Linked DNA regions of Homo sapiens: region 1 is linked to region 2. Evidence: chromatin loops called from intact Hi-C (ENCODE). Cell type or tissue: mammary epithelial cell. All regions are shown on one strand. Each heading gives the region's core, and the rest is flanking DNA. Links, peaks and the distances in the headings are about the cores only.

Evidence for each region. Peaks named below come from ENCODE experiments on the same cell type or tissue, not always from the same donor. Only the 100,000 strongest peaks of a DNase experiment are listed, where the experiment ranks them.
Region 1: a loop joins it to region 2, with 8 times the contacts of the local background. A loop is called at or near these places in 11 of 110 quality-filtered maps.

Annotation. Positions count from the first base shown.
Region 1 is chr17:58,651,698-58,667,126 of GRCh38, forward strand. It overlaps TEX14 (testis expressed 14, intercellular bridge forming factor), which reads right to left. Exons shown (of 32, transcript NM_031272.5): 2 at 169-305. The coding sequence starts at 304. IGBP1C (IGBP1 family member C) reads right to left here. Exons shown (of 2, transcript NM_001395966.1): 2 at 8,727-10,132. The coding sequence starts at 9,902. The coding sequence ends at 8,880. LOC124904122 (U1 spliceosomal RNA) reads right to left here and starts at 7,608; the gene lies at 7,452-7,608. It also overlaps the pseudogene RNU1-108P. RefSeq lists enhancers at 6,194-6,746, 6,878-7,648, 9,511-10,012. In mammary epithelial cell, for the core only: no CTCF peak of the experiment used is centred there; a DNase peak (open chromatin) is centred at 7,364; H3K4me3 peaks cover 511 bases; H3K27ac peaks cover 565 bases.
Region 2 is chr17:58,578,237-58,593,665 of GRCh38, forward strand. TEX14 (testis expressed 14, intercellular bridge forming factor) reads right to left here. Exons shown (of 32, transcript NM_031272.5): 15 at 15,319-15,425; 16 at 9,660-9,785; 17 at 9,345-9,430; 18 at 7,565-7,846; 19 at 6,264-6,364; 20 at 1,429-1,495. LOC107985048 (a long non-coding RNA gene) reads left to right here. Exons shown (of 3, transcript XR_001752952.2): 3 at 594-1,991. Among named protein-coding and RNA genes, the nearest start is that of SEPTIN4, 42 kb to the left of the region's middle. RefSeq lists a silencer at 9,568-9,657. In mammary epithelial cell, for the core only: a CTCF peak has its summit at 9,595 (motif pointing right); a DNase peak (open chromatin) is centred at 5,445.

The DNA of each region.
Region 1 (15,429 bases), core at 3,604-11,603, 72 kb after region 2:
AGGATTTAACACCTCTCTTGACTGCACTGCTAGAGAACATCTAATTTCTACATTTAATTTCTGGATTTCCCCAAGGACTCATTCATACCTTTATGACATTCCTTTTCCTCTGAACGCTATTCAGAAATGTGTACCAAGGTGCATCTGCCATCTCAACATGGTGCTTACCTTTCTTAAGAATTTTCTTCACTTTCACATAGTTCCCTTGTTTGACATACTCATGAAGCTGAGCTTCCAGGGAGTCATTTCTTAAGGTACCAAGTTGAACAGGACAGGGGACTGGAAGACGAACAGCCCGAGACATCCTGTTCCAAAAGAGAGCAATATGCTTATTTTAACTGAACCAGAAATGCAAGGAAACAACTTAATTCTTTTACATTTAGAAACCTGTCCAGCCACCTTCATTAATAATGAAGATTAGGGGAATAATTATTGAAACTCTATGAGATTAATGTTTTTCCTCAGTGTTATCGCTGAAATTAAAGAACTTGAATATACTGTTGAATATAGAATGGTGAGAAGAGACAAGTAAAAAATATATATATTTGAATATATTTGATATGGTTTGGCTCCATGTCCCTACCCAAATCTCACCTTGAATTGTAGTTCCCATAATCCCCACAACGTCATGGGAGGGACCTAGTGGGAGGTAATTTAATCATGGTGGCGGTTACCCTCATGCTGTTCTTGTGACCAGTGAGTGAATTCTCATGAGATCTGATGGTTTTATAAGGGGCTTTTCTTTCTTTTGCTCAGTACTTCTCCTTCCTGCCATCACGTGAAGAAGGACGTGTTTGCTTCCCATCTGCCATGATTTTAAGTTCCCTGAGGCCTCCCCAGCACTGCAGAACTATGAGTCAATTACACCTCTTTCCTTTATAAATTACCAAGTCTCCGGCATGTCTTTATTAGCAGCACAAGAACAGACTAATACAATATTTGTCACTAATTCCCAGGACTGAAAAAGTGAGGACTTCTAGGAAGTAAAATTCTAAATACACGTTTATTGTGTCATTAAGATAACTTGGAGAGTATTGACTTTGAAAGGTTAGAACACAAATGCAGTCATTATGTAAAGCTAGATAGTATAACATAGTGGTTTAGGTTCACAGTTCAGACTCTGAAACTGTCTTGGCTCTGTCACCTCCCTGTGTGACCTTGGAGAAATTATTTAACATTGATAGGCCTCAATTTCTTCATCTGTAACATGGGGATAATAATAAGCAGAGGGTTGCTGAGAGTTTCTTTTTTTGTGTATGTGACGGAGTCTTACTCTGTCATCAGGCTGGAGTGCAGTGGCGCGATCTCAGCTCACTGCAACCTCTGCCTCCTGGGTTCAAGCGATCCTCCTGCCTCAGCCTCCCGAGTAGTTGGGACTACAGGCGCACACCACCATGCCCAGCTAATTTTTTGTATTTTTAGTAGAGACGAGGTTTCACCATGTTGGACAGAATGGTCTTGATCTCTTGCCCTTGTGATCCGCCTGCCTCAGCCTCCCAAAGTGCTGGGATTACAGGCGTGAGCCACGGCGCCTGGTCTGAGAGTTTCAAAGGAACTAATTTGTGTACAGTGCTTAGCATAGTACCTGGCACCAAACAAGTTCACTGTAGTTGTTAGCTGTTACTGTGCATAAGAACTATGCAGAGAAATTTTAACTTTCCAAATGTGACAGCCACACCTGACCATCATTCTTACAATCAAGTGTCTGTGGTGTACCTACTGCTATGGTTTGAATGTGTCCCCCAAAATTTATATGTTAAAAACTCGATCCCCAATATGGAGGTGTTGGGAGGTAGAACCTTTAAGATGTGTTTAGGTCACGGGGGCACCACTCTCATGAATGGATTAGTGCTATTGTCATTATAAAGGAAGTAGGTCGTTATGGCAGGAGTGGGTTCCTTATAAAAGGATGTGTTTGGGAGACGTTTGAGGTCTCTTTCCATCTCCTTATTCTGCAGCCCTATGATTAAACCTCTTTCTCTGCTGCAACCCAGTGTCTCACTATACTGACTTGCCACGTGGGATTACAATTTAGCAGTGATCCTATGAAAAGATGCCCCTTGTGGGCATTTAACCATGGCTCAGTGCCCCCTTTGTGGCAGTCCAGGTTTCCATCAGCAGCCAGAACAATCTGGTTCCACTAACCCTTTACTATAATTTTGATGAATGCATATGTTAAACATTAAAGAATTGGAGAAACTGGGCCGGGCATGGTGGCTCATGCCTGTAATCCCAGCACTTTGGGAGGCCGAGGCGGGCGGATCACAAGGTCAGGAGATTGAGACCATCCTGTGAATAGTGAAACCCCATCTTTACTAAAAATACAAAAAATTAGCCGGGCATGGTGGCGGGCGCCTGTAGTCCCAGCTACTCGGGAGACTGAGGCGGGAGAATGGCGTGAACCCGGGAGGTGGAGCTTGCAGTGAGCTGAGATTGCACCACTGCACTCCAGCCTGGGCGACAGAGCAAGACTCCATCTCAAAAATAAAAAATAAAAAGAATTGGAGAAACTGGTGCCTGAGTACTACAAGGGCTGGAATGCAAAAACAAACCCATTAAGACACCACCTGGCCTTTCTCAGGCCCTAAAGTCTGATCAAATAATAATAGCATTTTTACACATACACCTTGTACCAAGGACCACTTAAGAAACTTTCCAAGACTCTAGAGAAAGCTTTCCAGACCCTAGATCCTAGTTAAAGATTAGATATAGATTGAATGAAACACTCCACCTTGTAGGTGCACTCCCGCTTATAGGCATGGACCTTGAATGTATAGAAGCTTTGGAAAAAAAAAAACAACTTGTAACTTTTTTTTTTTTTTTTTTGGAGACAGAGTCTTGCTTTGTTGCCCAGGCTGCAGTGTAGTGGCACGATCTCAGCTCACTGCAATCTCCACCTCCTGGGTTCAAACGATTCTCAGACCTCAGGCTCCCAAGTAGTTGGGATTACAGGTGCCCACCATCATTACCAGCTAATTTTTGTATTTTTAATAGAGTTGGAGTTTCACCATGTTGGCCAGGGTGGTCTCAAACTTCTGACCTCAGGTGATCTGCCCACCTTGGCCTCCCAAAGTGCTGGGATTACAGAAGTGAGCCACCGCACCTGGCCAATAAACTCCCTTCTTTCCCAGTCTGGATCTCATTATTGGACTGTGAGAACAAGAAGCTGGACCTCATTCTGTCCTAGAACACCCTGACATTTCGGCACCCCAAAATGTGCTGGGATTATAGGCGTGAGTCACCGCGCCTGGCCAAAACTTTTAACTTTTTTAGTTGGTCTGCTGAGTTACTCCAACCTTCTCCCTGTAACCAGTTGCAGAAATAAACTCCCTTCTTTTTTTTTTTTTTTTTTCCTGAGACAGAGTCTTGCTCTGTTGCCCAGGCTGAAGTGCAGTGGTGAGAATGGCTGAAGTGCAGCCATTCTCCTGCCTCCGCTTCCTGGGTAGCTGGGATTACAGGCGCCTGCCACCACATCCAGCTAATTTTTTCTTTTTTTTCTTTTTGAGGAATCTCACTCTGTCACCAGGCTGGGCTGGAGTGCAGGGGCGCAATCTCAGCTCACCACAACCTCCGCCTCCCGGGTTCAAGCGATTCTCCTGCCTCAGCCTCCCGAGTAGCTAGGCCTACAGGCACGCACCACAATGCCCAGCTAATTTTTGCATTTTTAGTAAAGATGGGTTCTCACCATGTTGGCCAGGATGGTCTCGATCTATTGACCTCATGATGCACCCGCCTCTGCCTCCCAAAGTGCTGGGATTACAGGCAGAAGCCACCGCACCCGGCGACTAATGTTTGTATTTTTAGTAGAGATGGGGTTTCATAATGTTGGCCAAGCTGGTCTCAAACTCCTGACCTCAGGTGATCCGCCTGCCTTGGCCTCCCAAAGTGCTGGGATTACAGAAGTGAGCCACCGCACCTGGCCAATAAACTCCCTTCTTTCCCAGTCTGGATCTCATTATTGGACTGTGAGAACAAAAAGCTGGACCTCATTCTGTCCTGGAACAGAATGTCAGAACCCTGACATTTCGGCACCCCGAGACGAGCCCTCCTTTAAGCCAGGGGCCATGTCTGGCACCTCCCTTGTAGGCAGGGGCATTGCCAACCTTAGGCGCATAAGCTGGCTTGCAGCAGAGAAATGGTTTCTGATTCCGGAAGATGTCTCTGATGATTATTCCCAAGCATAATCCATATTCCCTTTCCCTTCTCCTGATCTGTTGGCCTCCTCAGAGGCCCTGTAAACTCTTTGAGGGTCCTGTTAAAGGGCACTGTTTTGGGGAAGTACTCCTGGGCCCTTTGGGTCTCAGTTCAGAAACCTGGTTTTGGTTGGGCGCGATGGCTCACACCTGTAATCCTAGCACTTTGAGAGGCCGAAGTGGGTGGATCATCTGAGGTCACGAGTTTGAGACCAGCCTGGGCAACACGGCGAAATGCTGTCTCTACAAAAAGTACGAAAATTAGCTGGGCAGCCGGGCACAGTGGCTTACGCCTGTAATCCCAACGCTTTGGGAGGCCAAGGCGGGTGGATCACATGAGGTCAGGAGTTCAAGACCAGCTTGACTGATACGGTGAAACCCCCATCTGTACTAAAAATACAAAAATTAGCCGGATGTGGTGGCGGGCGCCTGTAGTCCCAGCTACTCAGGAGGCTGAGACAGGACAACTGCTTGAACCTGGGAGGTGGAGGTTGCAGTGAGCCGAGATCATGCCACTGCACTCCAGCCTGGGCAACAGAGCAAGACTCTGTCTCAAAAAAACAAAACAAAACAAAAACCAAAAGGCTGGGCACAGTGGCTCATGCCTGTAATCCCAACAATTTGGGAGGGTGAGGCAGGTGGATCATGAGGTCGGGAGTTCGAGACCAGCCTGACCAACATGGTGAAACCCCATCTCTACTAAAACTACAAAAATTAGCCATGTGTGGTGGTGGGCACCTGTAATCCCAGCTACTCAGGAGGCTGAGGCAGGAGAATCGCTTGAACCTGGGAGGCAGAGGTTGCAGTGAGCCAAGATCGCACCACTGCGCTCCAGCCTAGGCAACACAGGGACTCTGTCTCAAAAAAAAAAAAAAGAAAAAAATTGGCCAGGCGTGGTGGCAAGCACCTGTAGTCCCAGCTACTCAAGAGGCTGAGGCACAAGAATCACTTGAACCTGGGAGGTGGAGGTTGCAGTGAGCCGAGATCATGCCATTGCACTCCAGCGTGGGTGACTGAGCAAAACTCCCATCTCACAAAAAAAAAAAAAAAAAAAAAAAAGAAAAAGAAAATTGGGTTTTATTTATTTATTTTAATGTTTTTAGAGGTGGGATCTTGCTACATTGCCCAGGCTGGTCTTCAACTCCTGGCCTCAAACAATCCTCCTGCCTCAGGCTCCCAAAGTTTTGGGATTATAGGTGTGAGCCACCATGCTGGCCAAATCTGGTTTTATTTTTATTTATTTATTATTATTTTTAAAAAATAGAGATGAGGTCTCACTATGTTGCCCAGGCTGATCTCGAACTCCTGGGCTCAAGTGATCCTCCTACCTCAGCCTCCCAAAGTGCTAGAATTACAGGCATGAGCCACCACGCTGGGCCCAAATCTGGTTTTAGAATTCTGATTTGTGAGGGCTTGTGCCTGTTCTTGTCTTGTCTGTGTGTCAGGGGGTGGAATCCTGAAGGAATCACTAGCAGAAGCTCAACAGGCCTCACTCAGAGGGAACCTCTTGTCTGTTTTACCAGGTTAAAACTCAGATATTGAGGGGAATAACTGGTGTTTGTGTCTTTGTCATGTGTATATTATAATTTTGTCTGGGCAATACGGGAAATGCTTTTTTTTTTTTTTTTTTTTTTTTTTTTTTGAGACAGAGTCTTGCTCTGTCACCCAAGTTAGAGTGCAGTTGTGGAATCTCGGCTCACTGCAGCCTCTGCCTCCGGGGTTCAAACAATTGAAACAGCCTTTGCAAAATTATGACTGAGACAGTGAAAGAGATCTAACTTAACTTACTCCATCTTGCTTCTAACTTCCAAGCTGTCCTTGTTCATTCCCGGGTGTAGGCTGAACTAACTTTGGGAGAAACTTAGTTTATAATTTAAACAAAGATGGTAACAGCCTTTTCCCAAAGCAGACTTCCTTCTTGTCTGGGGACTAGATTGCCTTTGTAGGACTAACATTAGCCACAAGATTAGAAATTATGGTTTAGGAGTCATGCAGCTGGATGCTACAAGATTCTGACCCTTCCTAAACTGCTCCTAAGATCAGTGCTTGACATATTTTGCAGACCTTGCACTTGATAGATCAGCTGGCACCACCCAGATCAATAAACTGGCTCATCTGATCTTGTGGTCCCCACCCAGGAACTGACTCAGCACAAGAAGACAGCTTTGACTCCCTGTGATTTCTTCCCTGACCAATTAGCACTCCTGGCTCACTGGCTTCCCTTTACTCACCAAGTTATCCTTAACAACTCAGTTCCTCGAATGCTCCACGAGACTGATTTGAGTAACAATAAAACTCCGGTCTCCTGCACAGCTGGCTCTGCGTGAATTACTCTTTCTCTATTGCAATTCCCCTGTCTTGATGAATTGGCTCTGTCTAGGCAGCAGGCAAGGTGAACCCCTTGGGTGGTTACACTATTCTCATGCCTCAGCCTCCCAAGTAGCTGGGATTACAGGCATGCACCACCTGTACCAGTGTGTACCACCTGTGCACCGGCTTTTTTTTTTTTTTTTTTTTTTGAGACAGTCTCACTGTGTCACCCGGGCTAGAGTACAGTGGTGTGATCTCGGCTCACTGCAACCTCTGCCTCCTGGGTTCAAGCGATTCTCCTGCTTCAGCCTCCAAAGTAGCTGGGATTACAGATGTGCGCCACCATGCCTGGCTAATTTTTTTGTATTTTAGTAGAGACAGGGTTTCATCATGTTGGCCAGGCTGGTCTCAAACTCCTGACTTCAAGTGATCCACCCACCTCGGCCTCCCAAAGTGCTGGGTTTACAGGCTTTAGCCACCCTCAGCAATTCATCCCACCAGAACAAAAGGCTAACATAGCAAACTGGTAAATTTATCTGCACAGAAAAACTGAACTACAAGGGATGAGGTACTTAACTTCCCACCTGAAGACCCAGGAATTTTTTTTTTTTACTTTTCTTCATTGAGATAGGGTCTCTATCGCTCAGACAGGAGTGCAGTGGCACAATATTGGCTCATTAAGTCTCCATCTGGGATCAAATGATTTTCCCACCTCAGTCTCCCGAGTAGCTAGCACAGGTGCGTACCACATCAGTCTGGCTTATTTTTCCACCCTTCCTAGAAACGGTATAAAATACTTAGCGAGCATCTAATTAAAACAGACCGTAACCTAAGAAGACGTAAGGTCATAACCACAACTCCAAAACCAAACGCGCGCCACTACAACAACTCTGAAAATAAACACACGCAACAACACACAAGCCGTCTTTTAAACTAGTTCAATCACAGGACAGAAAAGCGCAAAAGCAGTCCCCCACTACCACAAGTTATGCAGCCGAGTTTTCTCATTCGGGGAAATCGCGGGAGCAAACACATAGTAAAAACCCTCCCCCAAGAAAAACACTTTATCAGGACCAACAGCGTCTCTCCCCCGCCACAAAGACATTATTTACTTAATATTGCTAATACCTTACCATCGTCCTCAACACACAACATACTCATGGCAAATTGTATTATGAGTTGTTTTTAGGCATCGCTTCGAAACTACCGCTTCTTCGTATGACACATCTCAGACTACACCTTCTTTGGTATTCGCTAGAAAATTTCTCCCGCGAAGAACGCACTAGAACCGGCAATCACTGCGCCCCTATCTACATATGCCCGCCTCTTATAGTAACGTCACCACCTGCTTCTGTACGATCTGACTGAACTCCCTTACGGATCGGTTCGCTCTAGCTGCCGCTCCCAAGGATTCAAAAGAAATCGCATTGTGTGATAAGAAATTTTTTTTCTTTTTTCTGCACAGGCTCATATAATAGAAGTAACTTTTGTTATTTTTTCAGAGAATTCATACAGCCATTAATTATCCAAACCTATTTCTCAGTGCTTTTCAATGGCGTGATCTCGGCTTACTGCAACCTCCGCCTCCCAGGTTCAAGCAATTCTTCTGCCTCAGCCTCCCGAGTAGCTGGGATTACAAGCGCCTGCCACCACACCTGGCTAATTTTTGTAGTTTTAGTAAAGATGGGGTTTCACCATGGTGGTCAGGCTGGTCTTGAACTCCTGACCTCAGGTGATCCGCCCACCTCGGCCTCCCAAAGTGCTGGGATTACAGACATAAGCCACCGCGCCTGGCCCTCAGTGCTCTTTTCATTCCACTTAAGAAATTGGAACACACCAGGATGAGGATGATGATGCCAAAACTAGATTGATGGCTCACATCATCTAGGGTACAAATACACGCTTAATAATTTAACACTTTAGGCCAGGCGCGGTGGCTCACGTCTGTAATCCCAGCACTTTGGGAGGCCGAGGCGGGTAGATCACCTGAGGTCAGGAGCTCAAGACCAGCCTGACCAACATGGTGAAACCTCATCTCAAAATACAAAATATTAGCTGGGCGTGGTGGCGGGCGCCTGTAATCCCAGCTACTCGGGAGGCTGAGGCAGGAGAATCTCTTGAATCCAGGAGGTGGAGGTTGCAGTGAGCCGAGATCGCGCCATTGCACTCTAACCTGGGCGACAAGTAAAAAACTCCATCTCAAAAAAATAAATAAAATAATAATAATAATTTAACACTTTATTGAACTCAAAGCAACATTAAGCATCTTTGCCTTCGTTTTACACAGCTGTAGGGGAGCTCAGGGAGGGGAAGGCTGCATGGTTTTCCTTGGCGGGGAAGGTGTGCACCCTGCAGTCCTGCGGTGTTGTGGGAAGATTAGCCCATGTTCTGTCGGTTGCCGTAGCCCCTAGGGTGGGTGTCCTTCCAGTCATCCCACTCTCGAGCTCTTTGGAGTGTTTGTTCATCATCCTCTTCCTCCTTTTCTTGATCTTCCTGTTGCTGAGTGGCTTTTCTGAATTCTTCTGGTGTTGCCTTGGCTATTCCCTGATCTGGTAACACTCCATGTTTCTGATGTTGATCATACCAGTCACTCACTGTCATGGAAGCCAGACTTGGATAGCCAGCGCCAAATACTTTGGCTTGCGCCATGTTCCGAGTGAGAATGAAGGGTTTCATTGGAGGCCTCTTCTGGTGACATGAGTTAGAAGTGGATGCCTCTCTTGAAGAGTCTTTCTCTCCCAGGATCTTTATTTCCTGATCAATGCTCTCAATCTCTTCTAAGCTGATATCAATCCACCTCTGAAGGTGAAGAAGATAATATTCACGAACACGCTCATTATCTGCTTGACCACTTTCCACAGCAGATTTCATTGTAGACAACTTATGCTCCAACACCTTCTTCTGCTTGTATCGCTCTATTTTAGCCTGTCTTTGAGATGCCATAGCAACGAGGCTAGGATAAGCCGTGGAGGTAATAGCACCGTGATTTTCAGCTGAGTTGGTCTTGGTTTGGGGCAGCTCAAACTCGGCCACACGATAGTAATGGCACTGAGTTAAGTATTTTATAAAGTGTTCGCGAGCCTGCTGCAAATGATCTAGACGCTTACGGGGGTTGACTTGTTTCATGGTGAGGGCTCCTTGAAACGCTGGCACCATCAGGTACTTCAGGTCGGTGGAAGTAATCTCCTCCAAATCTTCATTTCGGCTGAACAAGTCAAGCTGCGATAACATTTTGGCAACCTTGTCAAGGAGGTCGAGGCCCTTGAACACCTTTTCCTGGACTATTCGGGAACCGGTGGGTTCAGTCGCTCCTTCGACTTCGTCCAGAAGCTGTTTGCTGGAATCGAACAGCTCGGGGAGCCGCGGCGGCGGCAGGAACTCGTCTTCAGCAGCTGCCATCTTGGGAAGGCTGATGCGAAATGTTGATTCCTTTCCTTTCTGGACACACGTAAAGATTCTGGCGTAGATTTCTAACAACCAGTCTGAATCGGGCGCTGCACGGCAGGGCAGTCAGGGAGGCGGTGGCGTTGGGGGCGGCATAGGGGAAGGCAACGGAGTCGGTTGTGCCGGGTCTGAATCGCTGCTCCACTCCGGGTCTTCGTCAAACTTTGTCTCTCTGTTTCCGTTTCCTAAAATTGTAAAGTGGGAATAATACTGCCTTCCTGGCTCACAAGATTTCTGTGAGGACTGAATAAGAGAATGCATGTAAAAATGCAGCTACCCCCAACCCAGGCTATTCTGCCCCTCGACTGCTGCCCCCTGTACTTTGGGACCCCCAAAGTGACTTTGCCAAGATTCAAGTATCTGCAGTTCCTGCCACACAGGGAAGTAGCATCAGGCCCGGATTTGGTAACAAACCGAGTGTTCCTGTATGTCTATATCTGTGTATGTATGATGTAAAAAGTACTGGGATTACAGGCGTGAGCCACCACGCCTGGCCTAAAACTCAGTTTTCAAAAATTACTGAGTGGCCAGGCGCGGTGGCTCACTCCTGTAATCCCCCACTTTGGGAGGCCGAGGTGGGCGGACTAGGAGGTCAGGAGACCGAGACCATCCTGGCTAACACGGTGAAACCCCATCTCTACTAGAAATACAAAAAATTAGCTGGGCGTGGTGGCGGGTGCCTGTAATCCCAGCTACTCAGGAGGCTGAGGCAGGAGAATTGCTTGTACATAATACATATTATGTGTGTACAGATATATAGCACACATATCTCACACACACACACACACACACACACACACACACACACAGAATCAAACCAACTACATGACCAAATTATGACTAAATCAAAGACCCCAAATAAGTTGAGATGGAGAAACACAGCCCCTCAGTACAGAATGTTATTTGGAGAGTTCCCTTACGTGTGGGGAAGGGCAGCAACAGGCACAACTATTAATCTCAGATCATGGCTGTTCCTGCCAACTCAGGTGTGCTGTCCTAAGACATGCCCCTCAGTTTGTGAGTCTCACCTCATCTCTGAATTTCCAACCATCACTTTGCCTCATGGGAGTCAAGGAAGGAAGGGTTGATGCTCAGAAATATGAGAGTGACATATATACTCAATAATTTTTAAAAGCTGAGTTTTGTTACATAAGTTCACAAAGCAGTTGTGACTGTTAAAATGTCATTAATGTGACCGGGCGCGGTGGCTCACGCTTGTAATCCCAGCACTTTGGAAGGCTGAGACGGGTGGATCACAAGGTCAGGAGATCGAGACCATGGTGAAACCCCGTCTCTACTAAAAGCACAAAAAAATTAGCCGGGCGTGGTGGTGGGCACCTGTAGTCCCAGCCACTCGGAGAGGCTGAGGCAGGAGAACGGTGTGAACCCGGGAGGCAGAGGTTGCAGTGAGCCGAGATGGCACCACTGCACTCCAGCCTGGGTGACAGAGTGAGACTCCGTCTCAAAAAAAAAAAAAAAGAAAAGTCATTAATGTTGGCCAGGCATGGTGGCTCACACCTGTAATCCCAGCACTTTTGGAAGCCAAGGCAGATGGATCACCTGAGGTCGGGAGTTCAAGACCATCCTGACTAACATGGAGAAACCCTGTCTCTACTAAAAATACAAAATTAGCCGGTTGTGGCGGTGCATGCCTGTAATCCCAGCTACTTGGGAGGCTGAGGCAGGAGAATTGCTTGAACGTGGGAGGCGGAGGTTGCAGTAAGCCGAGATCACACCACTGCACTCCAGCCTGGGCAACAAGAGCAAAACTCCGTCTCAAAAAAAAAAAAAAAAAAGTCATTAATGCCAATGTAACTGAATCTAAATTTTTTTTTTTTTTAAGACAGAGTCTCACTCTGTCACTCAGGCTAGAGTGTAGTGACATGATCTTGGCTCACGGCAACCTCCATCTCTTGGGTTCAAGCAATTCTCCTGCCTCAGCTTCCTGAGTAACTGGGACTACAGGGATGCACCACCACGCCTGGCTAATTTTTTGTGTTTTTGGTAGAGATGGGGTTTCACCATGTTGGCCAGGCTGGTCTTGAACTCCTGACCTCAGGTGATCTGCCTGCCTTGACCTCCCGAAGTGCTGGGATTACAGGCATGAGCCAATGTGCCAGGCCACTAAATGTCTTACTCAACACCCTGAGTTGTGGGGAGCCAAATCCATTCACTCCTGAAACACACTGGCCCTGAAGCTGCATTTCTCAGCCACAAAGCTCTGCAATAAAAACCATACTAACTCTATTTAGGCCAGGGGCAGTGGCTCATGCCTGCAATCCCATCACTTTGGGAGGCCGAGGTGCTGATATCACCTGAGTTTGGGAAGGTGGAGGCTGTGTTGTGCCACTGCACTCCAGCCTAGTGAGAGTGAGACCCTGTCTTAACCGCTCCCCCAGCAACAACAAAAAAACAACAGCAAAAACCCAACTCCACACTATTTAGTACAATTGCTGATTTAGGACAATTGCTGGATTACCTTCATCCACAAAGTGTGACCCAGCCCACCTCGGTTATACTATATAATCTCATTATTGAACTACCTTCCTAATTTTATTCCAGAAGGTTTGATTTCACATGAGGAAAGTAATACTTTGGCTTTCAATGGTATCCATGAATGCCAGGCTGACCACAGCTCTGAGGCCTCTATGATTATTTGTGCCCCCTCATGGCTCTGATATCACAGGTACTAACAGACCCTTTTTCCTATGCTGGGAGAACTCCATTTCTGATGACCACATTGTCTACTCCAGTATTTTTGCCATTCATATTCTTGAATTTCTTTGCTGCTAATGATGAAAAACACCTGTTCTCAAGTCATTACTTACATGTAGCACATACTTCTCATTTACTGACAGCCACTTAAATGTTCAAGGTCCAGTCCGCTGGCCTAGCCACTGGGGATACTAAGAGGAATAATGCAGAGACTGAGTCTGCCTGCAATAAATAAGATCATAGTCTGTAGGGAAAACAGACTTGCCAGACCTATAAAAAGTTCAGCAGGGCCACATTACGATTTTGAAGGGCCCATACTTTTGCCTTTGTGTGCCTGCCTCCTCTGATAAAATATATACATTTCCATTAAAATATATGTTAAAAATGCTATCTTATGACTGCATTGATTAAAAGATGAATATATTATTATATATGACATTTTCTTCCACCTAAAAATTCATTTTTTTCTTCTGATTTTTAAAAGAAGTGCCCCTAGGCAGTGTGCCTGTGGTACGTAACAGATAAGGCCACCCTGGGTTCAGTGGCACTGAGTGGATCCCAGGCAGTTTGGAAGGGCTGAAGTATAAGTTTTCCAGGTAGATGAAGAAGGGCAGGGCAGGGAAGTGCATTCCAGGAAGAGCAGGCATGTAAGTTTGTGGAAGTAATACAGCAAGGCTCTCTGGAAACTTTAAAATAAGGAAACAGATTAAGTTAGAGCACTGCTTGTCCAGTGGAATATGATGTGGGCAACATTCGACATATTCAGTTGAACATTTTTAGTAGCTATATTATTATTTTTATTATTTTATATTTATAGAGATAGGGTCTCGCTATGCTGCCCAGTCTGGTCTTGAGCTCCTGGTCTCAAGCCATCCTCCTGCCTCAGCCTCCCAAAGTACTGGGATTACAAGCATGAGTCATCAGGCCCGGCCCACATGAAATTAACTTTATTATCATGTTTTGCCTGGGTGCAATGACTCATGCCTGAAATCCCAGCACTTTGGGAGGCTGAGGCAGGATGGCTTGAGGCCAGCAGTTGAAGATCAGCCTGACCAACTTGCCTAAACCCTGCCTCTACTAAAAATACAGTTAGCTTATTGTGGTCATGCGTGGCTGTAGTCCAGCTACTCTGAGGCTGAGGCATGAGAATTGCTTGAACCTGGGAGGCGGAGGTTGCAGTGAGCCGAGATCGCGCCACTGCACTCCAGCCTAGGCAACAGGGTGAGACTCTGTCTCATAAAAAACAAAAAACAAAAAAACCCACAACTCATTGCGTTTACCTCACTAAAGTTCCTAAGCATTAAATGATAGCAAGGTACAGCTTTAAACAGTAAGCAACGGTAACAACCCTGCAACCCCAAAGCATTCTTAAGAACCAAAAGAAACAATGAAAAAAAAAAATAAGGCTGGGCGCGGTGGCTCACGCCTATAATCCCAGCACTTTGGGAGGCCGAGGAGGGTGGATCACATGAGGTCAGGAGTTCAAGACCGGCCTGACCAACGTAGTGAAAACTCGTCTCTACTAAAAATACAAAAAACTAGCCACGCGTGGTGGCGGGTGCCTGTATTCCCAGCTCTACTCAGGAGGCTGAGGCAGGAGAATCGCTTCAACCTAGGAGGCGGAGGTTGCAGTGAGCCGAGATTGTGCCACTCAACTCCAGCCTGGGAGACGGCGAGACTCTGTCTCAAAAAAAAAAAAAAAAATTGGGTGCCATGGCTCACGCCTGTAATTCCAGCATTTTAGGAGGCTGAAGGTGTGGATCACTTGAGGACAAGAGTTCGAGACCAGCCTTGCCAACATGGTAAGACGCCATCTCTACTAAAAATGCAAAAATTAGCCAGGCATGGTGGTGCATGCCTGTAATGTAATCCCAGTTTCTAGGGAAGCTGAGACACGAGAATAGCTCGAACTCGGGAGGTGGAGGCTGCGGTGAGCCGAGATTGCTCCACTGCACTCCAGCCTGGAAAATAGAGCAAGACTGTGTCCCAAAAAAATAAATAAGGCAAAACCTAAAACAACCAAAGAAGGCTGAGCGCATGAATTCGGATGCCACTGCACTCCAGCCTAGATAAACAAAGTGAAACAAACCTTCCACGGCAAAAAAAAAAAAAAAAAAAAAAAAAAAAAGCAAAAGCTAATACACAACTAACAAAACTTGCATTTCAACTACCACAACCAGCAGCAAGTGCGAACGCAATCTCCCGCTACCACAAATTATACACTGTAGTTACCCACATTTGGGGAAATCGTAGGGATCAGCACAAAGTGCAACGAATAAGCCACACACAGGGAAAAACCACCTCCATAATCACAGTATTTCTCCTGACAGGTAATTATGAGGTACTTGCGTGACCCCAGCAATCCCCGGTGCCGCCCACATCATTGCAAGTGCGGGTAACTCCTGAAATGACTCTAATTGGACTTTATCCACATATAGTGAACAAAATAAACAGATTTTTTATACTATATCTTGGTGTTGGTAACAGAGTTGTGCAAATCCTTCCAAGGAACGCGTTTCCAAAATGCAGTCTTTAATCTACATACTCCACCTCCCGGCGTGACGTCATGCATAGGCCTGGCTGGTCAGAGAGCGCAACTGCGTTCTCATCTCGGCCCGCTTCCAACCAGCAGTTCCTTCTCCTGCTCGCGTCAATGCAAGTGACGTCTGTCAGGCCATTTTCCTGACAAAAACGCACCACCTCACTACTTTTGGCGTAGCCTAAGGCCTTCGGATCTCCCTGTATGGAGAGTTTCCTTGAGCTAACA
Region 2 (15,429 bases), core at 4,602-12,601:
ACATTGGGGGTTCCTCTTCCTCTGACCCTTTTAAAATGATAAATATCCAGAAAGCATAAACTAATTCCTAAGAAGCAACATTTAGAGCTTAGAGACTTTAGAGTCCGACCCTCTCCTTTACTTTATACCAGGGGAAAGTAGGGCCCTGGGGTGAAGTGACTTGCTGAAGGTTATGCAGAAAAAGTCAGTGGCAGAATGGGTCTTGGAACCTAGCATGCTGCATCCTGTACCCCTGTTGTGTCCTCTCATGTGGAAGGGGATATATATCAGAACAGTAGAAGGAAAAGGGGGCAGAGAGGGGCAGAAAGAAGTGAATGGAGTAGAAATCAGAGACTTTTTCACATACTTCATGTGTCTGTATTAAACTAGCTCTGGTTATCTGACCTGTCTGCCCTAAACTTTTCCATCCCACTCAACTCACCTCCACATACAAGTTAAGTGGCCACATACAAGGCAGGTCCAAAAAAGAGGCTCTGCAGGAAGAGGTGGGTGGCCCAAGGCTCTGGAGACTTTTAATACATATTATGCTGAGACTTTAAGTAAAAGTTGATCTAAAAGCTTACAGCTTCTTAAAATGCTCCCAACTCTGGCAGGGGCCTTCACAAGGTTACAGTTGGAAGCTGGAGTATGCAGTGGAAGAAGGGAGTAAGTTCATAACACTACGCTGTTTGGGTTTAGACGGTTGAGACATGACCATGGATAGCTACACAGGTTGGTAGGTGGATAACTCTACTTTTAAAATAGATGAGTACATACCTTAAAAGAACAAGAGTACACAATTTTAAAAATGTAACAAAGCCAACAGTTAACTTATATCTGTCTGGTGCCACATCCCTGGCTACTGATCCAAGGCTACCTTCTCATCTAAAAGAAAGCCCCTGCTAAGTTATATAGAACCCAAGGCCTCCCAAGTGGTAGATGTTAAGTTGAATCTGCATTGTTAACTGTTACTAACTCTTTGCTAAGATGCTAAGCAAGCAAAGGAAAATGCTGGTGACACTGCCTTCTGGGGAGAAGAAATACATGAAAACCTAGTTCTAATTTTGTTATGTTAATAACTAGCTATGTAGCTTGGGCAAATCCCCCAGGTCAGCTTAGCAAAGATAACTGCACTTGCTATGTGGCACACCAAGGAGCCTGAAAGCTTGAGAGACCAAAGGGGGAAAAAGCAGTGACTACAACAACATTTGCTATAAAAATGCAAGGGGAGGTATAAATAATACAACACGTGGATGTCATGAGGTTGGTGAGGAGGAAGGGATTTGTTCTATTGAGGAGAAATCATTGAACCTTGGTTTTCTCAACCATATAATGAAAGGTTTGGACGAGGCTGTCCCTCAGGATCCCCCCAGCTCTAAACATCTGTGATCCAACAGAAGAAATTTAAGGGAAGTGATTCTCAAGGAATCTTCCCTAAGGGCTTATTACCAGAGACTTGAGGTTGGGCAAATGCACCTTGTATTCCTTCAAAGTCCTCTTCTATGGGACTCGAGGTCTAAAAAAGAACAAAAGAAAAGCAAAGAAAGGAGGTTCACTGGAGGCAGACATATTAAAAGGTCAATAATTTCTTGATGTTCTTAAATCTTGAAAATCTTCATAAGATCCCTGCATCTTTATAGAAAAAGCACAAACTTGCTTCCTAGACATTAAGTACTTATTTGTATCATATGTCCTCTCCTCAGTAAGTCCTCCCTCACCTCTCATTGTGAAGAGGAATTATGTGACTCCGCCTCCTTATATCACTATCCCTATTCAACCCAATCTTCCAACAAAGATATTTTGGTTCTTGGGAGCTTTATCAGAAGAGCTAAAGAAGGCTTAAAAGCTGGCCCAGTCTGCAAAACTACTCTACGAGGTAAGAAGTCAGAACAATGGTTCCTTTTGGAAGAGGCAGTGACTGGATGGGATCACAAGGGGTCTTTTGGGGACTAGTAATGTTTCATTTCCTTTTTTTCAAACAAGGTCTTGCTATGTTGCTCAAGCTGTTCTCAAACTCCTGAGCTCAAGCAATCCTCCCGCCTCAGCCTCCTAAAGTGTTGTGATTATAGACATGAGCCACCACACCTAGCTGAAATTATATATATATATTTTTTGAGACGGAGTCTCATTCTGTCGCCCAGGCTGGAGTGCAGTGGCACGATCTCAGCTCACTGCACCCTCTGTCCCCCGGGTTCAAGCAATTCTCCTGCCTCAGCCTCCCGAGTAGCTGGGAATACAGGCACCTGCCACTGCGCCCGGTTAATTTTTGTATTTTTAGTAGAGACGAGGTTTCACCATCTTGGCCAGGCTGGTCTTGAACTTCTGACCTCACGATCCACCCACCTCGGCCTCCCCAAGTGCTGGGATTACAGGCGTGAGCTACCGCGCCTGGCCTGAAATTACATCTTTGATGCATCCTAGAATTCTTATCAGTCAAATACTGTGATTGACACAATCCTCCCTTTCATATAGGTAAAAGATCCCAAAAAGGTGCCAGGTTAGCAGGGAGGTAGGGTGGAAAATAAGTAAATAAGAGAATTCATCAAAATTCATTTTACAAATGAAAATACTCTGTACAGGAGGTTCTTGTAAAAGCTAGGCAGATTCCCAAGAAAACTTGGTATATTGGACAGTCTCATATTTGTTGCTGAACCCTTGCCTCAATCCTGGCTCTCCCATCACTAAAACTTGGCAGGCTGGAGTTAATTAATTCCGTATATCTGCAGAACACCAGTCTTCCTCAGAGAGAGGAATGATAGCCTTGTCCTTTCCCATTAGGAAGTATGAATTAAGTAGCATGAATAAAAACATTTTGAGCCAGGCATGGTGGCTCACGCCTGTAATCCCAGCATTTTGGGAGGCCGAGGCGGGCGGATCACGAGTTCAGGAGTTTGAGACCAGCCCGACCAACATGGTGAAACCCCATCTCTACTAAAAATACAAAAATTAGCTGGGTGTGATGGCACACGCCTGTAATTCCAGCTACTCAGGAGGCTGAGGCAGGAGAATCGCTTGAACCCGGGAGGCAGAGGATGCGGTGAGCCGAGATCACACCACTGCACTCCAGCCTGGGTGACAGAGCGAGACTCTATCTCAAAAATTAAAAAAAAAAAAAAGTTTTGAAAAAAAAGTACAAAGTGCTGTATAAATGCAGTAACCACAATTTTGGGAGAAACTGCACATGACTTCCCATCCTCAAAAATAAAAAAATTTTCAGATGTTTTTCAAAACACGTATGAATGCATGGGTTCATATCACACTCCTGACACCAAAAAAGGTATAAAAAATCCTGGTAGACATTACATACTTTGATATGTAAGCTATTTTTCTCAATAAAAGAAATAAGGCAATGGAGAAAGGTGAAAAGGTACTTTACCCTGAACTGCGTTTTTTACCTCTAGAGCTAAGTTTTCTTGAGCAGTCGAGGAGTAAAAATATTCACCGTCTGGAGTTAAAAATTCATCTGTTATATCCTCAGAAGACTCTGGTGAACAAGTTGATTGCATGGACTGATGCTATTAATAATGTAGGAAATCACTTTTAAGTTGCTGTTCATTGTAACGAAATCCCTTTATAGTTGGATGCAGTGTTAACAACGGGGTTATCTAACACTACCCAGCAGTCAGTGTGACACTGAGCTGACTCTCCCTACCTCTTTGTGCATGTGCCTCTGCCTTCCCTTCCTGGTGGGGAAAAGCAGCTGTTAACTGACTGGAATAGCATGAAGGAATGCTAATCCTGAGCCTCAGCATCATCATCTGCAGAATGGGTGGAGATGAGGTGACCGTCCTATTCTAATATTCTAAATAAGGAGAAAGGCCCTAGTCAACTCAAGTTGAGGACTGAATTTAAACACACTAATCCCTCACAGGCAGAGACATAGCCCATGTGTTGGCATCATCTTACAGATGAGGAGGCTGCGGCTACTCAGAACCTGTGAGTCCCTTGAGTATTATAGGTTAAAGGCAAATGAAGAAGCATTTTAAAAACAGCAATGTAGTCTCAATAATAAAAATAAAATAGTAAAAAGCAGCAAATTTATATTTACTTATTTATTTTTCTGAGACAGAGTCTCTCTCTGTCACTCAGACTGGAGTGCAGAGGTGCGATCTTGGCTCACTGCAACCTCCACCTCCCAGGTTCAAGTGATTCTCCTGCCTCAGCCTCCTGAGTAGCTGGGACTATAGGCATGTGCCACCATGCCCAGCTAATTTTTGTATTTTTAGTAGAGAGGGGTTTCACTATGGTGGCCAAACTGGTCTTGAACTCCTGACTTCGTGATCTGCCTGCCTCTGCCTCCCAAAGTGCTGGGATTACAGACATGAGCCACCACACCCGGCCTGCAAATTTCTTTTTTTTTTTTTTTGAGACAGAGTCTTCCTCTGTCACCCAGGCTGGCGTGCAGTGGCATGATCTCGGCTCACTGCAGCCTCCGCCTCTGGGGTCCCAGTGATTCTCCTGCCTCAGCTTCCCAAGTAGCTGGGATCACAGGTGTGTGCCACCACACCTGTCTACTTTTTGTATTTTTAGTAGAGATGGGGTTTCACCATGTTGGCATGGCTGGTCTCAAACTCCTGACCTCAAGTGATCCTCCCACCTCGGCCTCCCAAAGTGCTGGGATTATAGGTGTGAGCCACCGCGACCGGCCTGCAAATTTATTTCTTTAGCATCTCTGCTCCACCCCTTTTTTCCTGCTTATTTCACAATATTCAGGACCTGATTACTATGTGGCCAAACAAATGGCTCACTTCAGTCTTTTTTTTTTTTTTTTTGAGACATGGTTTCATTCAGTCCACCCAGGCTAGAGTACAGTGGCGCAATGACAGCTCACTGCAGCCTTGAACTGCTGGGCTCAAGCGATCCTCCTGCCTCAGCCTCCCGAATAGCTGAGACTACAGGTGCACACTATCATGCCTGACTAATTTTTATTTTTTTTAGACAGGGTCTCACTCTGTCCCCCAGGCTGGAGTGCAGTGGCCTGATCATGGCTCACTGCAGCCTCAACCTCCCCAGACTCAGGTGATCCTCCCACTTCAGCCTCCCAAGTAGCTGGGACTAGAGGCATGCAGCATATCCAGCTAACTTTTGTATCTTTTGTAGAGATGGGGTCTTGCCATGTTGCCAAGGCTGGTCTCAAACTCCTGGACTCAAGCAATCTGCCCACCTTGGCCTCCCAAAGGGCTGGGATTACAGGAGTGAGCCACTGCACTCAGCTGATTTTTACATTTTTTTGTAGGCAGGGTCATACTATGGTGCCCAGCCTGGTCTTGAACTCCTGGCTTTAAGCGATCCTCCAGCTTCAGCCTCCCAATGTACTGGAATTATAGGTGTGAGCCACTACACCCAACCTTCAGTGATCTCTTGGCAGAGATTTTGTGACTAATTTCCTCGGACACTGCTTTTTGCCACACACTTCCCTTCCTGTGCACTTAACAGCTGCTCCTCTTTACCTCTCATCAAACTGAATTCGTCCTGGCCTCCGGCAGACATTCCCCACTTTCCTGCCTAGGCCTGCTTCTCCAGCTCAGCCAGTATGGTTAATATGACTGTTCTTCCAGCCCTCAAGTCCGAGAAAGAATAAGTTGATCTTATGAATGGTTCATATGCCATGATTAAATACAATAGGTCAAAAGACCTTACATTTTATCACTATTGTATTCATATATTGTATCATTCTCAATTGCTGTCTATATTCTTTAAATGATTGCAATCCCATGTCAATGACAATAAAAAAATTTTGGTTTCTTAGTCTGGCTGCGCTATGGCCTAGAGTGTGTTAAAGCCCTGAAGCAAGGCTGTAACTGCAGTGGAAACGCATATAGATCCTGCTGAGGTGCAGTTGTCAGGCACAAACACATCACTTCCACTGAGCTGGGTGCTGAGTTTGGCCCTTAGAGGATATTCCAGGTGAAGATACTCTCATAGCAACCCTGCCCTTGCTTTTCCTACTCCTAACTGACCTCAGTCGCCTGCTGGGGAAGGAGCTTTGCCCTAGTTTTGTTTAGCAAACTATGCCAGAAACTCATGTGCCAAAGCTGAATCTGACACTTTTCTGTACTCTCCCAATCTCCAGGATACACAATTCATTGAGTTGAACTGACTTTTTAAAAAGTATCAGACAGGAGGAAAGATTATTTTATTCATGTCAGTGACATGAAGGCACATGCTCCAGCCAAAAAGAACTACTATAGCTATTATTTTGGTGTCATAACACATAACAATAACTCAGTTCTATCTTATTAGATCTTTGGGTTCAACTTGGCTTTCCAGGCAGTATTACTTACACTGTAAGATTTCTCTACAGCCACCAATGTGTCAGAACTTGCTTGGAAGGCTTCACTATGCTCTGGTTGCTCCTTTTGTCTGGGAGATGGGTGCCTGATACCTAATGATTGTAACACAGTCAGGGTCAAAGTCATTCAGTGATATTCAGACAACATGGAAGAGGATAAAGGTGGCATGAAAGAAGAGATGTATACATATTCTGCCAAGAGTGGCCATGTCCCATACGTTAGGTTCAGTCCAGAGAGTAGAGACTGTTAGTTTAGCCTGACCCCAAAATGCAGCCCTGGATCATCTGCCCACCCATTCGAGAGTGATGCTTGACAAGAAACAGATTCTAAATACAAATAATACCCAAGCCAATAGATTTTCTGCCTAAGACAAATGACAAGTTTAGATGTATCTTTCTTTAACTTATAAACAACTGTGAAACAATATCCATGCCCTGATTATAAGCAAATTATCAACTGAAAATATACAGCCTTCATTTTTTTTAACCTGTAAATCTATAAACCGATGACAATAAATGTCATGTGTCTCTAGGTTCCTCCAGCATAGACTCTCTGGAAAAATTTAATGCCAGCTTAGAATACATTCTAAATAAATTCTGGGAGAATTTAATTTCAGCTTAGAATACAATGCAGAGACATGGGCAGTAGGCAGTGATGGCCTACCTCTATCCCCAGGTAAAGAAGGATCGATTCCTCGCCAAAACCAGGGTCAGTATTTGATTATTTTACTTCCTTTGGACAAAGGGACCTGTTTCAGTAATATAAAAACTGATCAGTGTCTGGATCTGTTTGCCTGTGGGAAATGCAATGAGATATAGGGCTATACTGTCTTCCCCTGGAATTCAAGGTTTCCAGAAAAGTAGGAAAGGAGAGAGGACCAAACCAAAAAAAATATGCTGGAAAGTTTACTTTTTTGAGAGCTGATAACTTTTTTTTACTTTTATTTTTATTTTGAGACAGGGTCTCACTGTCACCCAAGCTGGAGTGCAGTTTCATGATCACAGCTCACTGCAACCTCCACCTCTCAGGTCCAAGTGATCCTCCCACCTCAGCCTCCTGGGTACCTGGAACTAGAGGCGTGTGCCACCACGCCCAGCTAATGTTTTTTTTTTTTTTTTTTTTTTTTTTGTAGAGACCAGGTTTCATCATGTTGACCAGGCTGGTCCCAAATTCCTGGGCTCAGGTGATCCGCTCGCCTCACCTCCCAAAGTGCTGGAATTACAGGCTGAGCCACCTCGCCCGACTGATACTTGATTGAGTTCACCTATCCTGATTCCCGCAAGTGAACTTACTGGTGAAGCTTCCAAGCCTGGGCTGTCTGCCATGCTGGTCACTGTCACAGTCATTGTTGCCCGTCTTGTCAAACTTGCCATTTCCTCTGGGCTCATCATTTTCCCTATGATACTCAATAACTCGCTGCCAATCCGTGTTTTCTGGGCTCCTAATGGGGGGCTGCAGCAGGGCGTCGGGCTCATTTTCAGCCTCGCTCTCTAAAGTCAGACTACTCTGAGGATGCCAAGGAGGTACTGTGAGCTGTCCAGTAGCTGCTTTCTTTGCCATTTCTTTCACCTCCACTGTGCATAAGAGAAAGCAGCATTTAAAACATCACTGTAAACACTGGAAACACAGGCTTTCATCTAAAAGAAATACATAATACTATTATAACTCATAGTGTAACAATTGCCTTTTTACAGTTGCATCATCCTTAGCTTGCCCTGTTTGGCTTGAATGGGAGGTCAGGGGAGAATTGATGACAGAGAGAGAGAAGGGAATTTCAGTCAGTTATCCCAAACAACAGCCCTTGTTGCTTACTTCCAGGGTGAAAGGCAGCAAACAACTTACAGATAGACCCTCTTCCTGTGAAGTTTTAACAGGAAAAATGACATCTATAGTTCTTAGTGTGTAATAATAGAAAGTATTCTATTTGAGTTTGTCTAGTCTTTCCAGACTACACTGAGCTCATATTTTTGGAATGCATACATATATGCATGTTTTCATTTCAAATGTTGTCAAACACTTCTGCTAATGTCACTTACGACTAGTATTAAAAATAGACATTATATCCTTTAAGCCTGTAAGAGAAAACTGATACAAAGAATAATGCCCACAGGATATGAGAGTGACACTGCATACTCTCCACTTTTATAATGTTATATAGTAAATATCTATGTAGCAGTTCCTCAAATAATGTCATTTTATTCAACATTGTTTCATTGTAACTCTGATGAGAAAAAAAAAAAACAATCAATTCCCAGCTGGGGCCACTGTCTGTGTGGCACTTGCATGTTCTCCCCGCATCTGCATGGGTTTTTTCCAGGTAGTCCGGTTTCCTCCCACATCCTAAATATGTGCACGTTAGGTGAACTAGTGTGTTGAAGTTGCCCCAGTCTGTGTGAGTGGGAGTGTGTGAGTACACTCTGCAATGGAATGGTGTCTGTCTAGGGCTGGTTCCCTCCTTGTACCCTGAGTTGCCAGGATAGGTTCCAGCCACCTGTGACCCTGAACTAGAATAAACAGGTAATTACTTATCTTACTTGTTTTTATTAATCTCTCTTAAATGTGTACATAGCTCACATTTATTTCAATGTTTAATATTAGAAGTGTCTTGGTCTTTATTTAGAAGTATGGTGATGTATTTGTGACCAGAAATATGCTATAGGAACTTAACTCTTGCTTACATCAATTAGCCCATGGTAAAATTGGTTTTGTTATACATCGTTTTGCTTAAAGTCGTAGTTTGCTTAAAGTCATTGTCATTTCCTATTAACAGAATAAGGTGAGGACTTATTGTATTGTGCACTGTTTTGTTACATTTCTTATACAATATACATTTATATATTAGAAATATTTCCTATAAAGTCTAGAAATTAAAAAAAAAGCATTTCCCTTCTGAAGTCTGTAGTCAGAAGGGCCCTGCTTTTAAAATGAAATATAATAAAAGAAAAAAATTCAGAAGGACATTGCTATGGTTCTAAATGTGCAACACAGGTTGTGTACTTAGAAATATCAACCACATTAGAAATATACTTTAAATTTCATTTTGTCTAATAAAACCCATGACTTTATACTCACTTTTCCATTTTAAGTGTACCTTTCCATCATCTTTATTTCTGGACTCTGCATTATAGATTTCAGAAGAAACAGGTTCCACACTCATCCTGAATTGCACGGGTTTTTTGGAGGTAGGGGGAGCGGGGTGGACACAAACACATCAGTTTGCTCAAGTTCTTGACAGAACCAAAAGCCCACCAGCCCATCCAGAGGACCTGTTCCCTACTCCCTAAGCCATTCCTAGAGTTGCACTGACCCCTTTGCACCAGCAGAGGGTGCCAGAACCCACCCCCACCCCCGCTCCACCACCAGTTTCCAGCCCACAAGGATCCTTACCTGGTAGAGTCCCAGTGACAGCTGGGTGATGCAGAAGGTCCCTGCCGGTGGCTTGACAGAGTGAAGAGTGCACTATTAAACTGTGTGGCTTTGGCTTGGGCAGTGGACTCTCTAGGTCTTCCCTGGCTAAGAAATGAAAGGACTGAGCTATAAGATCTCTAAGAGTATTTTTAGTTTCTAAGTTTAGATTTCATGATTATAAAAGTGCTCTTGGGAGATTTTCAGAGGTAGAAGAAACCCGCAGTTGAAGCGCAGTTTCACAAGACACAATCCCTGGGCTGTTGCAGAGCCTCCCCTGCAAATGCCACAAATCACAGGTGATGGTTCAGGTGAGGGTTCTGCTCCTGCCCGTCCATCAGAATTCTCTGGTAACAGGCCCACCTTCATATCAGTGACAGCACAATAACATTTGTAGTTGTTGAGACAGAGTCTCAGTCTGTCACCCAGGAGTGCAGTGGTACGACCTCAGCTCACTGCAACCTCCGCCTCCTGGGTTCAAGCAATTCTCATGCCTCAGCTTCCCAAGTAGCTGGGATTACACATGCACGCCACCATGCCCGGCTAGTTTTTGTATTTTTAGTAGAAAATTATGTTGCCCAAGCTGGTCTTGAACTCCTTATCTCGAGTGATCCACCCACCTCGGCCTCCCAAAGTGCTAGGATTACAGGTGTGAGCCACCATGCCCGGCCTAACGTTTGTAAAAACAGTCTTAAGGCATCAGAGATCCTGAAGAACATTCAGAGACCTTCAATCTAGTCCCACTGAATTCTAGACCCTGACCTACCACTAGGTTACTATCTGACTTTGGCAAACATCAATCTCTCTAGGCCAAGGCTTCCTCATTTGCAACATAAAGGCGTCTTTTTTTCCTCTAAATATCCCATAACTAGCCAGGATGGTGGCTCAGGTCTGTAGTCTCAGCTACTTGGGAGGCTAAGGCAGGAGGATTACTTGAGCTCAGGAGGTCAAGGCCAGCTTGTACAACATAGTGAAACTCTGTCTCCAGAAAAAAAATAAACAAATAAAGTTTATAAATATCTCATGAACATGTACATTTTATCATCTATTCAATTAACTTTTCAAAAACGCATGAACTGGCTGGGCACGGTAGCTCACACCTGTAATCCCAGCACTTTGGGAGGCCAGGGCAGGCGGAGGCCAGGAGTTGAGGTGAGCCTGGCCAACATGGTGAAAACTCTATACTAAAAAAACAAAAAATTAGCTGGGCATGGTGGTGCATGCCTGTAATACCAACTACTCAGGTGGCTGAGGCATGAGAATTGCTTGAACCCGGGAGGCGGAGGTTGCAGTGAGCTGAGATCACACCACTGCACTCCAGCCTGGGTGACAGAGCGAGACTCTATTTCCAAAGAAAAAAAAGTGTAGGCTGGGTGCAGTGGTTCATGCCTGTAATCCCAGCACTTTGGGAGACCGGGGCAGGTGAATCATGAGGTCAGGAGTTCAAGACCAGCCTGGCCAACATGGTGAAACCCCGTATCTCCTAAAAATACAAAAAATTAGCTGGGCATGGTGGCGGGCGCCTGTAATCCCAGCTACTTGGGAGGCTGAGGCAGGAGAATCTCTTGAACCCGGGAGGCAGAGGTTGCAGTGAGCCAAGATCCACTGCGCTCCAGCTTGGGCAACAGTGCGAGACTCCGTCTCAAAAAAAAAAAAAAAAAAAAGTGTGTGCTCTGTGGCACAGATATGAATTCCCTGTTATCTAGAATGCCCTACTCTCCAGCTGGACCAGAAAGCAGAGAGACTGCTGAATCAGAGAGGGTAGATCTGATCAGCTTCCTTTTTAAAAAAATAAAATTCTTTTGGAGATAGGGTCTGACTCTGTCACTAGGCTGGAGTACAGTGGCACAATCACAGATTACTGCAGGCTCAACTTCCCAGGCTCCAGCGATCCTCCCACCTCAGCCTCCCAAGTAGCTGGGACCACAGGCACCTGCCACCACAGCCAGCTAGTTTTTGTATTTTTGGTAGGGATGAAGTCACACAATGTTTGTTGCCCAGCGTGGTCTCAAACTCCCAGACTTCAAGCGACCCTCACACATTGGCCCCATAAAGTGAACTGAGATTGGCCAGGCGTGGTGGCTCACGCCTGTAATCCCAGCACTTTGGGAGGCCATGGCGGGCAGATCACAAAGTCAAGAGATGGAGACCATCCTGGACAACATGGTGAAATCTTGTCTCTACTAAAAATACAAAAATTAGCCGGGTGTGGTGGTGCACGCCTGTAATCCCAGCTACTCAGGAGTCTGAGACAGGAGAATCGCTTGAACCCAGGAGGCGGAGGTTGCAGTGAGCCGAGTTTGCGCCACTGCACTCCAGCCTGGCGACATAGCAAGACTCTGTGTCAAAAAAAAAAAAAAAAAAAAACCATGAACTGAGATTGCGCCACTGCAAGGAAGCCTGGGCGACAGAGCGAGACCCTGTCTTAAAAAGGAGGGGAAAAGAATCCTTAAAATCTTCAAACCCTTTGACCAAGTAATTCTGCTTCTGAGAATCCATCCTGAGGAAATAATCCAAAATGCAAAAACAAAGCATTATTTACAAGTAACTGTGTCCCTATTCATAACAGAATAAAGAATGAAGCAACCTAAAATTCAACAATAGGTGAAATCCAACTATTTTTGTTGTTGTTGTTGTTGTTGTTGTTGTTGTTGTTGTTTGAGACAGGGTCTTATTCTGTCGCCCAAACTGGAATGCAGTGGCATAATCATGGCACTGCAGCCTTGACCTCCCCAGGATCAGGTGATCCTCCCACCTCAGCCTCCCAAGTAGGAGAGGGTGTGGGTCTACAGCCGCACACCACCATGCCTGGCTAATTTTTTGTAGAGATGGTGTTTTGCCATGTTTCCCAGGGTAGTCTCCAATTCCTGGGCTCAAGTGATCTGCCTGTCTTGGCTTCCGAAAGTGCTGGGATTACAGGTGGGAGCCACCTTGCCCAGCCCAACAATTTCAAAATAAGTTTACAGGGTTTTTTTTTTTTAATAACATAGAGTAATGTTTACATTCTAATGTAAAGTGAAAATCATGACATAAAATTGCTTACACATATCGTAATTGTCACTTTTTTTTTAAGCACACAAAAAGACTAGAGGAACAGGTGGAAAAATGTCAAACTTTTTTTTGGTCTGTTCTTTGTACTTCTGAGGGAAGAGGGTGCCGAGCAGGGGAGGCCACAACAACTATGGGTTTTTCTTTGTCATCTAATGGCTATGTCATCCCATTTGCTTCTATCAGTGGTGTGAGTGCCAAACACTCTGATGCCAGCTAGGTAGTTCTTCATTATTCCCTTCATAGGAATAAAATCCACTGATCTAAAATGTCTGGCTGGGCGCGGTGGCTCACGCCTGTAATCCCAACACTTTGGGAGGCCAAGGTGGGTGGATCACCTGAGGTCAGGAGTTTGAGACCAGCCTGACCAACATGGAGAAACTCCATCTCTACTAAAAAATACAAAATTAACCAGGCCTGGTGGTGCATGTCTGTAATCCCAGCTACTTGGGAGGATGAGGCAGGAGAATCGCTTGAACCTGGGAGGTGGAGGTTGCAGTGAGCCAATATCGCGCCATTGCACTCCAGCCTGGGGAACAAGGGCGAAACTCCATTTCAAAAATATAAAAAATAAATAAATAAAATGTCTGGACATTTTCCTTCATTTTCCCTTACATACATATTTGCCAACATGAAACAAACAGCAAACTCGTCATTAGTCTCAATCACCACTAGGGCGAGGAATAAAAAGTTTTTTTTTCCAGGAGAACTGACTTCAAAGTTGTGGATTAGTGCTACCATTTATCCACAGGAAAAAAAAAAAACAAAAAAAAACTAAAACTGATATACTAGTCTGTCGTGAAAAACATATATTGGCTGGGAGTGGTGACTTACACCTATAATCCCAGTACTTTGGGAGGCTGAGGTGGGTGGATGACCTGAGGTCAGGAGTTCAAGACCAGCCTGGCCAACATGGTGAAACCCCATCTCTACTAAAAATATAAAAAATTAGCTGGGCATGGTGGTGGGCACCTGTAATCCCAGCTACTCAGGAGGCTGAGACAGGAGGATCGCTTGAACCCAGGAGGTGGAGTTTGCAGTGAGTCGAGATCACGCCACTGCACTCTATCTAGCCTGGGCAACAAGAGTGAAACTCCATCTCAAAAAAAAAAAAGAAAGAAAAAAAAATTATTGCCCTTTTAGTAATTCCCTTACTTATAATACCTAACTAAATTTAAACCAAAAAAAATTTTAATCAATTTTTTAAAAATTGAAAAAAAATTCCCACACACCAAATAAATTTGTTTTACTTAAGTTCGTTCTTTATTTATTTAATTTTTTTTTTTGAGTCAGAATCTCACTCTGTTGCCAAGGCTGGAGTGCAGTGGTGCCATCTCAGCTCACTGCAACTTCTGCCTCCTGGGTTCGAGTGATTCTTTTTTTTTTTTTTTGAGACGGAGTCTTGCTCTATCGCCCAGGCTGGACTGCAGTGGCGCGATCTCCTCTCACTGCAAGCTCTGCTTCCTGGGTTCACGCCATTTTCCTGCCTCAGCCTCCCGAGTAGCTGGGACTATAGGCGCCCGCCACCACGCCCGGCTAATTTTTTGTATTTTTAGTAGAGACGGGGTGTCACCATGTTAGCCAGGATGGTCTCGATCTCCTGACCTCGTGATCTGCCTGCCTTGGCCTCCCAAAGCGCTGGGATTACAGGTGTGAGCCACCGCACCCAGCTGTTCAAGCTATTATTGAGCTTCCACCTCCCAAGTAGCTGGGATTACAGGTGCCCGCCACCACGCCCGGCTAATTTATGTATTTTTAGTAGAGACGGGGTTTCACCATGTTGGCCAGGCTGCTCTCGAACTCCTGACCTCAAGTGATCCGCCCACCTTGGCCTCCCAAAGTGCTAGGATTACAGGCGTGACCCACCACACTCGGCCTGTTTTACTTAAGTTCTTTAAAACTCAGCATGTGTGTGTGTATGTATGAATATATGTATGTATGTATACACATGCACGAATATATGTGTATATGCATATATATGCATGAATACATATATACCTATGTGTGCATGAATACATATACATATATGTATGAATATATTATATATACGTATATGTGTATGAATATATTATATATACATATATGTGTATGAACATATATACAAACACACACACACTCTTCTTCCAGTAATTTGTGCTAAAGTCAATTCATTTCATTCGTCTGGCTGGAAATCACACACCCCAGGGTCATAGTGATGTTGTTCAACTCTCTCTGGAGTCAGTGACACTTACTTTAAACAACCCTGGTTTCCAATTAGTTTAGTTTCTGGAGCACTGGTAAATGGAATACCTGGTGTTTGTTTTTATAAGAAAAACTATCTGGGCAGTTGCGGAAAGGCAAGATGCTTTGCTTCTAACAACTGATGAGTTCTGTCTGATTAACCTGCCAGCCACTTGGGCTTTGATGTCTCCTCAAGTTCCCATGACACTGCTCTTCCTACTCACTCAGTGGGAGAACCTGCCAATCTGCATTACTCTTCTTCATCACTCACAGTCCTTTTGTCACTAGACATAAGAAGATCACTGAGTGGCCTCAGAGACACACAGAAGTCTAAAGGCATAGTGACATTAAGAACAACAAAATGTTGACCCACCTACTGGTATTTTGGATCCTGCTTGTTTCCAAACTGTCCTTGGCTCCTTGAGTGCACTGAAATTGTTCATCTGTGTTCTGTTTTCCAGGGTCACAAAGAGTCGGCAGCTTA